2 separate regions of the Homo sapiens genome follow, and region 2 is linked to region 1. A link is a contact called in ENCODE Hi-C or POLR2A ChIA-PET data. All regions are on one chromosome and are shown on one strand. The core of a region is the stretch at or near the end of the contact, and the rest is flanking DNA. Distances in the headings are between cores, read along the strand shown.

Region 1 (6,580 bases), core at 742-3,241:
TAGAACTGCCCTTCTGTGATGAAATCTGAATTAATCAGGCTGGTCCAACTAACCCACCAAAAGGTCAAGTTGGAGCCATTTTCCATCAAGATGATGATAATGATTATAATAGCAGCAGCTATCATTTATGCAATAGATAATGAGCATCCTACATGGCCCTAGGGGTCACTGTTCACATCATGGGCTAGAAGATGACAGTAGTGTCTTGAAGAAGGGTACCTTTTTCTAATTCTAATTCTTACCTTCTAATGACATGCGAGTTAAGAGTCATTATCCCTATTCTACATTTAAGGAAGGAGACTTAGGCAGGTGAATGACCTACTCACCGCCATACAATTAGCCAGAGTTGATGCTAAGACTCAAACTCAGTCCACCTGGCTTCAGTTCCTGTGTTGTTTTCCTAGCACTATGGTGGACAGCACACAAGCTGGCTGCTAAGAGGGACCGATGTGACTCCAGGAGATTGAAGGAAGGTACCAGCTGGAACAGATGGGAAAGCCAGGGTAATGCCTCCTTATCACACGGTTAGGACCTTCGGAATTGGCAAAGCCCACCACCAGAGGTTCTACCTGGAACATAGCAGGGAGATGGAGCCTCACTCCATTGATGAAGATAATGTATCTTCCTCTTCCTTGTGACTCCTTATGTCTCACACCACGTCGGATTTTCCAAAGCTCTTACTGAATTGATCCCTAGCTTATAAGGTTTGTCTCTGCTGTAAGGAAGCATTCAGTCTTTTTCCTGCCTACCCCTTATTCACACTTTCCTACACATTCCCAGTCCCCACAACTCCCCGAAAGACTTACAGCTTCCCAAATGTACTCTGCTCTTTATAGTAACTGCTGTTACCTCTTCATTCTTTCCCATATTCTCATAGTCTCCTCCCACCTGCCTTTAACTGTGAATAACTCCTGCTCAGTCTTTCAGACCTAACTGAAGCGTCATCACTTCCAACAATCTATTCCTGAAGCCCATCTGACCCCAGGCTGGGTAAGGGGCTTCTCTTCCGTACTCCTAGAGCCATCCCATCAGAGAACCCACCAACGATCTGGGTGCCAGAAGGGGCAGCACCCTATATGTGGTAAAGGGCTAGCTAACTTCAGAGTCAGGCAGACCTACCCAGTTTCAATCTCAGCTTCACCACTGGCCCTGGGCATTTTAATCTCTCTAAGCCTCAGTTTTCTCATCATAAATGAAGCTGATCATAGCAATTACAGTTGAGGATCAATGACATAATACACATTAAGTACTTAGCACAGGGTCTGCCATCTTAACCCTGCAGTACTGAGGGCATGAGGGGGCTCTGACCCCCATCTGTCCACTGCTCCCACACTGTAGGCTTGTGGGCTCTGAGGGCAGGATCCTTCTCCAGTTTCTCTGTGTCCCCTGTCCACCTACACTGGGCCTGTACAGAGAAAACTGATCAATAAGGATTTGCTGAGCTGCACAGAATTGCAAAATATGACAGCTAAGGAGTACATCCAATCTCTGACTTGTGGGAGAGAAGGAAGGCGCCTGCATTACTGCCCAGGGAGATTAGCATACTGGTAGTGTCAGAGCTGAAATAAAGAGCTGCTGACTCTCCAGGTTAGAATCTGACTTCTGAAGGTGGCAGGGAGTGCAGCGTGGGTAGAGGGAGTTCTGATTTTTTTCTTGCAAAATTCATCACGGACACTCAGCCTAAGACACAGGGGAACACAGAACTGTGTTTTGACTTCTAATTTATCTTCTTAATATCCACTTTCTCGTGCCGTGGAACAGGGCCAACAAGTCTCAAAGATCACATTTCACCAGAGACCTTGAAAGTGTGATTCAACATCTCTTTTTGCAGTAATAAGATCTTTTAACCGAAAGTGACCATTTTATGAGGCTGATGCATTACAAAAGAGCCAATAGGCAAACTGAAGCTCAGGATTATTAAAGCCCTGGGAAAAATCAATGTGCTCTGAAGCCAGCCTCCAGCTGCGACTTAAGCAACAGTGACCCTGAGTTCAGGAAAAGTGTTTGCTAGGAGCTGAGGCTGCGTCCAAAAATGTTGTGCACCCACTAGCTGTGAGTGTGTCTGTGGGGGGAAGGAGGGGCCCGGATCCCCAGCAGGGCAGGCTGCTGCTTGGGAGCAGGAGATTAACAGAATGCTTTTTAATCCCAAATGATGGGTCAAGTCATAATTAAGGGGCTGAGCAAGAACTGAGAGTCAGAAGGGAAACTGAGCTTCAGGAAATTAGGGAAGGACACCCAGAAGGTTGGAGAATGAAGGCAGGGGTCAGAAGTTCATGAGAGCAGAGGGTGAATGGAACATAGCAGGGGCTTGGCGGACCAACAAGCCAGAGTGTAAGCGGGGCTGATACCACAGGTTCTCTGTGGTGGCTGAAGCATGGTACGTGGGAAAGCCAGCTATGTTTAAAGGGACAGAGACAGGCCAATGCAGGGTGATGTCATGCAGATCTGTGTCCCTGCCCAAATCTCATGTTGAAATGTAATCCCCAGTATTGGAGGTGGGGCCTGGTGGGAGGTGATTGGATCAAGGGGGTTGATTGCTCATGAATGCATTCGCACCATCCTCTCATTGCTCTCCTAGCAATAGTGAGTACGTTCTCCAACATCTGGATGTTTAAAACTGTGTGGCACCTTGCTCTCTCTCTCTTGCTCCTGCTTTCCCCATGTGACATTCAGGCTCCCAATTTGCCTTCCGCCATGATTTTCAGTTTCCAGAGGCCTCCCCAGAAGCAGATGCCAGTTATGCTTTCTACACAGCCTGCAGTATTGAGTCAATTAAACCTCTTTTCTTATAAATTACCCAGTCTCAGGCATTTCTTTATAGCAATGCAAGAATGATCTAATACGCGGGGGAAGCCAGCAGTGCCATTTCCCCAGTCTGTTTCTCCAAAGGCCATCCCTCTTGGCATCAAGGCTTCTGGAATACAGCAATGCCAGCTACTATCCCTATTCCCATCACACAGAGGCACTGCTGCTGCCCTTTCTCCTTTTCTCTTTTCCCCTCCCCTACTGCAGCCCAGCCAGTCTCAGAGCTGTATGGGCTTATGCTTAGCATATATAGTCCAGTCCTCCCGGTTTACAGATGGGAAAACTCAGACCCAGAGGGGAGACGTACCTCACCCAGCCATGTGGCAAGAGAGCAGCTAAGCTGAAGCTTGTCTCCAGGTCTCTTAAGAGCTGATCTTTTCTCTGTGACATATAATTTAGAGGCCATTTTTATTCAAGGTGCAATTTTAACCTATATTTCATTATAAAACCAATACTTGTTTGTTGTGACAAATTCAAATTAAATATACATGCAAAAATAATAATAAAATGTAAAGATGATGTACCTCCTCCCCTACCCAGCTTATCCATAAACACATGTACCAGAGGTAACCACTGTGACAGTTTGATAAGCTACAGGAGGTGTTTACAGCCCCTTTCAGGAGGCAGACACAAGAACAGTATTCCCTACACACACATGCGCGCACACACACACACACACACACACTCCCCAGAGAATCCAATTCTCTACACAGTAGCTCTGCTAAGTGGTCACCCAGTCCTGACTCGTGTCCCTCCAAAACCGAAAGAGATCATTACCTCTGGAAGCATCCTGTCCACTTTTAGATAGTTCTAATGATCAGAGAAACCCTCTTATAATTGAAGGAAAATGCCTACCCATAGCCCTAGTTTAATCCTTTTGACAGCCCTAAACACATCAGTTCCCTCTTTTTATGGGGACCTCTAAGCAGCTAAGAATAGTCCCCATAGCCCTCTGGGTTTTCTCCCGGCCATGCCAACCACCCCTGGTTCTATCAATGATATCTGAAGAACAGACTCAAGACCACGTGTCCCTTACAAGCTTCATCCAGGGCAGAGCCACAGGGAACTGCAAGGGAGAGATACATTCATTACACCCTCACTCCTCAGTGGTCCCCATAAAAAGAGGAAGAGGCTTCCGGTGAATACACATGAGCCTCACTTTAAGGGAATCCACCATATCTAAGTCCAAATGTAGCAGTCATGAAGGATGCCTTGCCTGGTAGCATGTATTTTTGGATTCTTTTGGAAAGTGAAAATTCTACATTACTAGAGATCTCTGTGGGAGTTTAAATAAGCATCAAATTCCACAGTATCCACTGCCACACAAATATCTGGATCCCACTCCAAATACGAACTGGAGGCCCCACGGACCACTCCATCAATGTTCACCAAGTCCTCTTTATCAGTGAACACCTAAGAAGGGATGCACTGGCAGAGAGCAGGGCCCGAGAACCAGCGTACTGTTGAGACCTCCCCACCCAGTGAGGTGCCAGGGGACAGAAAGAGCACATGCTCCTTCTGGAGATGCAACAGACTTCATGGATCTCATAGTGTGGCCGCCATAGGGGAGCCCCAGACAAGAGCAGAAGGACACAGATAGGGCGTTCTAAATAATGTGGTACCTCTTCACAGAAAATGCACACTGTGTAGACACCCTCATGGGTTGTATGTTAGTCACACTTTAAACGCCAACCTAAGGCAGACACCACTGGGCTGAGTCCTGGTCTCACACATCATGTTGGGCCCCTGCTTGGGTTTGAATCCTGCCTCCGTACTTCCTCACCATGCGATCTTGGATAATAGTATAGACAGCTACTGGCTACAAAGTGCTCAAATGCTAGCCAGTGGTAGTACTAGGTGTGCTTACTAAATGCCAGTTGTTCTGCTGATTTAAAGACATCCTCTCTCCTCTGTATTTTCATAGCTGCTGAGACTGGTTATTCACAACAACCATCATCATTTATTAGGGATTTATTGGGACATGCTGAGCAGGGCTCTAGGTACTTCATATGCATTATCCCAGTGAATGCTCACAAAATCCCAGGAGGTAGGCATTATCACCCATTGTAAAGATGAGCAAATTCCCAAGTCCTGCCTGAGGCCAACTCAAAACTCTCCTAGATTATACTCCATAAGGAAGTGCAAGGCTGGGACAGAGACTCAGTTCTGCTACAGGAATAGCATCCTGTCTACTTTTTGATAGCTCTGGTAATCAGAGAGAACCTCTTATAATTGAAGGAACATGTCTACACATAGCCCTAGTAAAGGGGCTCAGCATGTAAAGGGGCAGAGGAGAGGGGGAAAGAGGATCAGAGACCATGAGGAAGGGAGGCGGGAAGAGGCCCAGTGGCAAGGACAGAGGCTGAAATCAATCCCAGAGCCATCAGTGTGCTTGGTTTGCTCCCAAGAGACATCCAGAAACCGGTAGCAAGTTTAGTGGCTCAGCCGCTGTCCACTCCGAGGGCTTCCTCTGTCCTGAGGACAGTAGTGGGAAGGTCTGTCAGCCGCCTGCATGGTTCAGACTCCTGCAAAGATGATGTCTCCTTGGTCAGGACCTGGGCAGATGCACCTGCTTCTGAGCAAAGACAAGCTACAGGTACTGCCCTGTACAATGGTGGCCTCAACCATGTCTGGCCATTCTCCACAGACTAGGCTCTGACTGGGGCAGTTTTGTCAGAAACAAGAGTCCTCTCTACATCCCAAGCACTCTGCACAAAGGAGGCCTTCAAAATGCACACTGAACAAATGTAGGGGCAAAGAGGAACAAGTGCTATCCAAGGTAGCAGATGTGTGGGCCCAATGAGGGGCTTTCTCTCCCTGACAAATATCTGCATGACAATGAACAGGAATGTGAATGCACTAACACGCACAGCATGCGCCCACTCAGGTGTAGCCATGGCCTCACACGTGCACATGGGCACATGCTCACAGGTATGTCCATGGGAACACAGTCTCACTCTTCCTCATTGGTCCCAAAGCACAGCACCAGAAGATTTCAAGATACTGTGTGAACCCAAAGCTGTCCCCACCTGGAAGGTCATTGGCACTGCTAATGTTCCCATTTCACAGACTGAAAAAGGCCTGCCTCTGACAAGCGAGGCTTAGCAGCTCAGTGACTTCCTGCATTTTGGGCTTTACGGGATTATGTACTGGTTAACCACACACACTGCAGGTTACATTCAGCCATTCCTTGGTTGGTTTTCAGATAAGGACATCCTTCCTGAACATGCGCTGCAGCCCTGTGTGGTGTGATGAGGCCTCAATCCCCGCCACATTTGAACCTCTTTCAGGCCCTCATGCCACCACTCCCCACCTCACTGGGGTTTTACCCACACTGTTTCCTCTGCCTGAGATACTCTTCTCTCCTGTTTCACTCATCAACTTCACTCTGCCTGCAGATTTCAGCTCGGGGAAGTTTTATCTCACCTTCTTGCCTGGGACTTTCCTTCCCCACTAGACATGTCATCATATCCCTGTTTGAATGTGCCATGTCTGTGAGGCCCTATCATTACTGCTGTCACTCCCACAAGACTCTAAGCTCTGAGAAGACAAGAGCCATCGCTCCTCACATTGACCATTGTGTGCCAGAGTCTTGGCTCCTTACATTGACCACTATGCGCCCAGAGTCTAGCATGGGTATGCCTGGAATATAGTAAGTGTCCAGAAAATATTGGCTAAAGAAACAAATGAGTGAATGAATGCCCAACAACCCTGGAAACAGTCTCTTTTGGAGTTGTGGTTTTCCTTTTTAAATCAAAGCATTTTTTCCCCATTA
Region 2 (5,948 bases), core at 3,017-5,516, 43 kb before region 1:
ATCGAATCCCCTAAAGCAATTGCTAACCCCCTGCTATCACCTGGCAGGCTAGAAGGAGCTCATTAAGAGGCAGAAAACTCCCCAACATGTCCAAAAACTCCATTCTCTGGAGAGCTGCCCACTGAGGCAGATAAACCTTGAGTTGTGTCAACTTTCATTTAAACCCAAACAACCTCTGGCCTTGTTCTCTGTGTCGGCTGAGCCTTGGTTAATGTCACAGAACATATACTAAAAGGAACTGGGAGGGAAGGAAGAAAGGATGCAAAATTTGTATTTAAATTGCTCCTCCCCAATCCTTAAAAACATGGAGGCATCTAGGAACCCATAGCTATGATTCTCTGGTGGTGGGAGGGAGGGGTTTTCTAGCCAAGAGAACTAAGATCCCTGATCCTGTGCTTCAAACGAGGCTACTTGGTTCCACTTTCATTACCTTAGTCTGGGAAAGTGAGGATAGGTGAATGTAGAGCTAGATAATCAAATCGTTGTTTTTCTTGTGTTGTTTCCTGAAGAAATTCTATAGATGAGACTGAGCAAACTAAGATCTGGAAAAAGTCTTGAAGATGCACAGCATGGTAAAGCAAAATGACTTGGGCTTTGCACCACAAAGACATTGTTGACACAAGGACATATGACAGGATGACATAGCTAAGAAGTTGAGTCTACAACAGAGAATGGGCAAGTGACTTAATCTCGCTTTCTGCCTCAGTATTTCTCACCTGTACTATGGGGATAATAACATCACCTACCTTGTAAACTATTGGAAAGATTAAATGATATGGTTGCTCTGTTTAGAGCCTAATATGGTACCTGGCACATGTAACTTCCCTCCATCTCCCTTTCTCTCTTATTTAAAAAAAAAAAAAAAAAAAATCAGAGGCCCAGAGACAATAAAGAGGGCTGCCAAAAGCCACAGAGCTAGATCCAGCTAGTGGAAATGGGCAAGTATCAGTCTCCTAACACTTTCTGCTTTTTCCTAGCTACATCTTGACATTCTGCTGAATTACCCTTGGCAAATGGATGTGGCTCGAGAGACCAGAGTCCCTACCCAGTTAAAATTCAAATCTTAGCTCCAAAATTTACTATGTGAATATGGCATAATTCCATCAAGTACCTTGTATCAGCTTCCTTATCTATAAAGTGGGGATCATAGCAACTTCATAAGGTTTGTGATGAGGATTAAACAAGTTAACATGAATAAAGTGCCTAGTCCCATGCCTGGTGCCTCCCAGGAGTTCAGAGTCCCCTCCCTCAGCTCCTTCTTCACTGTATCTCCCACAGTGTCCAGCACAGTGCTCTACCTGCAGGATGTATTCTGATCTTTGTTGGCCAGTAGGACTAAAAAAAAACCACCTGCCAGAAAAATGTAGCCTTCTGGTCACCAAATTCAAAGGGGGCCCTGTCTATCTTCAGGACCACATTCCTTATTTCCTCTTCCCGTGTTTGACTGTCTGTTTTGCACCTGTGCACCATGTTCTCAATCTTCTGCATGCCTCTCTTCAACCCCAGGACCAGACCACAGTCCACCTCCCATTCACCCAGTGCCTGATTCTCCATTGATAAATAATGATGGTGGTGATGATGAAGATGGAGATGATGATGGCAGTGATAGCAGAGATGGTGGTTGTGGTAGTTAACTTTTATTGAACTTTTACTCTGGGCCAGACATTTTCCTATTCTTCATATAGATTTCTTTCTCCAAGTCCCATAATATCCATATGCCTATTTATAAAAAAGTTTAAGTAATTCACAGGGCTAAGTGATGGAGTTGGAATTCACATCTAGGCATTCTAACTCCAGAGTCTACACAGTTAACCACTAGAAAAGCCTGAAAACGACCTCTCAGGGGAGATCTTATTCTATATTTTATAATAATTAGTAATAATATAATAATTAGTAATAATAATAATAAAGGAACAACAGCAATAACAATGTAATTATTAAGGTAGTATTAGCTGCTTTAACAGGTAAGATCCAAACTCTTGGTGGTTCAACACAAAGGGAACTCATTCCTTGTTCATACAGAGTTCAATGATAGAGTGAGGGGAGGAGCAGGTGGGCAGTGGGGGGCCGGTTCTACAGCCATTCAGGGATCCAGGCTGATGGTTGCTGCACCATCTTCAGCACATGGTTAAACCACAGCAAGAACATTTTATGAGCCCATCTGGAAGAGGCATTACATCACTTCTATCCACGCTGTATTTGCCAGAACTTAGCCACATGACTTTCCCTAGATGCAAGAAAGGTTGAGGAATGGAGTTCCTGGCTGGGCAGGGCTTCTGAGCAATAACTCTTCACTGTGGAGGGGGAGCCCAAATCTTTGGAGACAGCTAGCCATTTCTACCACAAACAACAATAGCAGCAACCATAAAGATAATAATAAGGGCCAGGCACAGTGGCTCATGCCTGTAATCCCAGCACTTTGGGAAGCCCAGGCAGGCGGATCACAAGGTCAAGAGATGGAGACCATCCTGCCCAAGATGGTGAAACCTCGTCTCTACTAAAAATACAAAAATTAGCCAGTCGTGGTGTCATGGTGGCTGGTGCCTATAGTCCCAGCTACTCAGAAGGCTGAGGCAGGAGAATCACTTGAACCTGGGAAGCAGAGGTTGCAGTGAGCCGAGATTGCGCCACTGCACTCCACTCCAGCTTGGCAACAGAACAAGACTCCGTCTCAAAAAAATAATAATAACGATAATAATAATAATAAGAGGAGTTGTCCCTTATTGAACACTCACTACGCATCTATACTAGGCTCTGTGCTAAGTACTTGATACAATTATATCTACTTTTCTGAACTCTAAAACATAGATGTTATTATGCCTATTTTACAGAGAAGAAAACTGACATTTTAGAAGATGTGAAGAATTTGCTCAATCTCACACACCTATCAAGGGGCAGATCCAAATTCCAAGCCAGATGTCTTAGTCTGGGTCTTGTAGAAAGCAGAGCTTGAGCAGTGTAAACACTCTTTGGGAAGTGCAAGCCCAGGACAGTGAGAAAGAGGAGAGAAGAAAACCCATGTGAAGAAAGGAGCAAAAGGATGCAAAGAGATGCCTTAGTGTGCTGGCCACTGCTTTACCACAAGCTGCTGGCAGATGCAGCAGGTCACCTGACAGGTGTCCTTGCTCAGCATGTGGGACTTTCTGCAAAAGATTTGCAAGGACAAACTGTATCTCAGAGTGGTCCATGGCAGGGAGAGAGAGTGGGGATGCACTGCCCATCTCTTTCAAGTTTCTTCCTTCTCATTGGTCCAACTCCATGGAGAGCTGACTGTATACTTCTCCGTCATTGCAGACCATTGGTGGCCACTGAGAAGGTCAGAAACCATATCCTGCAGTGTAGCATTTCATCCAAGTGTCGCAGTGGAGGAGCAACTCAGCAAGGATAAGGCCTGGCATAGAGGGCATGAAGGCCATGCTGTCCCAGGGCTTCAGCTCAGAGATTCTAGCAAGGATGCTGCCATAGGTGGCAGCAGGACAAGGTAACTGTGACTTCAGGAAGAAGGAAGTGGTATGAGGAATATGATGCCCAAGATTCATGTCTCATTCCCAAAGCTCAAGCTCTTTTTACTACGTTACCTGGCCTCCCTCTCCAGTTAGATCTAAATGTGGGTGTTTCAGACACCTTGATGGGTAGGTAGGGGGACCTCTTTGGGCGGGACTGCATCTCAGATCTTATCCTAAAAGGGACCACATTTCTCCCGATGGTGGAAGGGGCAGCTGAAATTAAAACACCAAAAACACAGGACAATCCACTTCTAAGCTGCTTTAGTCAAGGGAAACAAGCACATTCTTGAAGCTACTGGAAGAGAGAGAATGATACTTTTTATATAGCCTATTGTCACACTTGCTGTAAAGGTTGGGACTCTAGGGCCAAGGCAGCCACAGGGGGACTTGTTTAAGTTTACACAGCCAGTTGGTGGCAGGGTGGAACCAGAGCCCTGGGCCCTTGCTATGATGCCACCATCTCCCAACATCACTGCAGGCTTCTGCAGGCCACCTGAGCCCTGCCCTCTGATCCTGGCCAGCTCTCCCACACCTGGGCTCTCCCAGCAACAGCAGAGAAAGGTCAACTTCTCACATTTGAGAAATGCACCTCCTTTCTAGCCATATCCACCACCAGCGCATGAGTCACCTCTCTGGGGAAAGCCCTCCTCTGTGTTGAGTCATTTCACCTTTGGTTTTGAGTGATTCCAAACCCACAGACGTAATTATCCTTATGTATCAGCCAGCCTTATCACAAGAACTCAGCAACTTGCCTGTGCCGCCAGCAAAAACCAGATAGGAGCGGGAACTGTTTGAAAGCCTCAGGCAATGAGCAGGGGAAATAGGAATGGAGGCCCAGCCTCTTGCCAGGCCAGCCCCCTTTCCTCAACCATTAGGATTTCTGAGAGGGCCTCTGGGATGATGGGGAGGAGGGAGAGTGCAGGTGTGAGTGCACACAGTCTCCCCTCCCCAGGGCCCTCACATTCGGAGCTCCACTCCACTTCCGCCACAGCAGTCCCTGTTTCTAAAACTGGAGATTGCTAGACCAGGAAATGGCAGGCCTGAGCCAGTGGTTCCCAAGCAGCCCTGCCCCGCCTGCCAAGCCATTAGGAGGAGGATTGAGATGATGGGGGAACAGAGCAGGCACAATTAAACCACACGTTGCTATCTTGCAAATGGCATGAGCAATGTGATTTAACAGCTCATTATTAATGGGAAAAATAGATAAGGACCAGGTTCGGTGTCCAGAGGAGAGCTCCCAGACCAAATTGAATACGTGCTAATGCTTGCTTTCAAGCCAGCGGCTGACAGAAGGGTGGATTCCACTCCTGCCCAACTTAGCACCCCCAGCCCCTGGCTCCCTGCTGAAGCCAAGGGAGAAAATGGGCTCCGATAAATTGTCTGCTGCAACCAACATCCTCTCTTTGAGAATAACAACCACAAGAGAAGCACCACATCTGTTGTTTCACAAAATTGGTTAAAAAATAAATAAGAAGTAGCAGCCCACTTACAAGTGCCCACCATAAGACAGAATGAAGGAGTGGGTTGTTTCTAAAAGATTAGGAAGAAATGACGTGCAATGACTTCAGTCTTCTCTGAATCAGATCTCAGTTTCATGCTCTTACTGCTATCTGTACACAGGGCATTGTCAGCCTGTTGAAGGGTGTGTGTGTGTGTGTGTGTGTGTGCGTGTGTGTGTGTGTGTGTCCCAGTGTCCTTTCTTGTACCTCTCCGATCTGTTCTCCTCACAGCAGCCAATGTGATTTGATCACATATCTCTCATGTTTAAAACATTTCAATATCTCACTAGGACTCTTAAGTCAAAAACCAAAATCTCCAACATGGCTGAGAGACCTTGTAGGGGAATCTCCTCCAGGCTCTAGACCCATCCATCTCCAGCCATTCTCCTAGATGATCCCCAGGGTCCAGCCACACTGGCCTTTTGTCCTGCCAAGGCCTTTGCATCGTATTCCTCCCCCGGCATGAGACATTCTTCCCACCTCCTTTTGCCCCTTCTAAACCTAGTTAAACATCAATATCTCAATAAAGGCTTCCTGGGCTTTCTCCTTTATGTGCCCTTCCATCATCCTGTACATCTTCTTTGTATCATGTGCCACAGTTTTAATTACACAATTATTTGTATGGTTAGTTATTTAATGCCTGTTTTCCTCATTACACTGCAAACAATGACAGCAAGGTCAAACTGCATTTTTTCTGTACTGGTTTCTAGACGCTGTGGAAGATTGGCCTACTTAGCGATGGGGCAGAGGTGTTTCAAGATGTTTATCCTGCACAAAGAAAATAATGGGAATAGTTGTTGAGGGAGGGTGAAGGTTAAACCAAGCCTCCATTCATTCATTGAGTTAGTCAATCACCTAGAGTTCACTGAATGCCTAGTCGATGCCAGGAGGTGTGTAGACTGGGCAGTCAGGTTCAACAGTTAACAAGACAGCCATGGCTTGG

What was found. Hi-C counts contacts between places; a loop is a spot of excess contacts on that map. ChIA-PET counts read pairs that join two places held with the same protein, here RNA polymerase II (POLR2A). Pooled maps may share reads with other maps.
Region 2: a map of PC-3 shows a loop between it and region 1 (3-fold over the local background). The contact joins two enhancer-like sites. A Hi-C loop is called at or near these places in 2 of 168 maps with a recorded cell type or tissue (PC-3 and heart left ventricle), 6 of 37 single-sample maps with no recorded cell type and 10 of 50 pooled maps. POLR2A ChIA-PET finds 5 or more read pairs at or near these places in 4 of 52 experiments (AG04450, GM12878, MCF 10A and 1 more).

The regions. Positions count from the first base shown.
Region 1 is chr11:19,394,307-19,400,886 of GRCh38, reverse strand. It overlaps a transcript of NAV2 not described here. Among named protein-coding and RNA genes, the nearest start is that of NAV2-AS5, 110 kb to the left of the region's middle. RefSeq lists an enhancer at 5,378-5,909. Within about 2 kb of position 1,991, at least 4 of the 41 ENCODE cell types and tissues checked have a DNase peak (open chromatin) inside an H3K27ac peak, as active enhancers do.
Region 2 is chr11:19,440,674-19,446,621 of GRCh38, reverse strand. It overlaps a transcript of NAV2 not described here. Among named protein-coding and RNA genes, the nearest start is that of NAV2-AS5, 64 kb to the left of the region's middle. RefSeq lists enhancers at 4,031-4,120, 3,532-4,731. Within about 2 kb of position 4,266, at least 8 of the 41 ENCODE cell types and tissues checked have a DNase peak (open chromatin) inside an H3K27ac peak, as active enhancers do.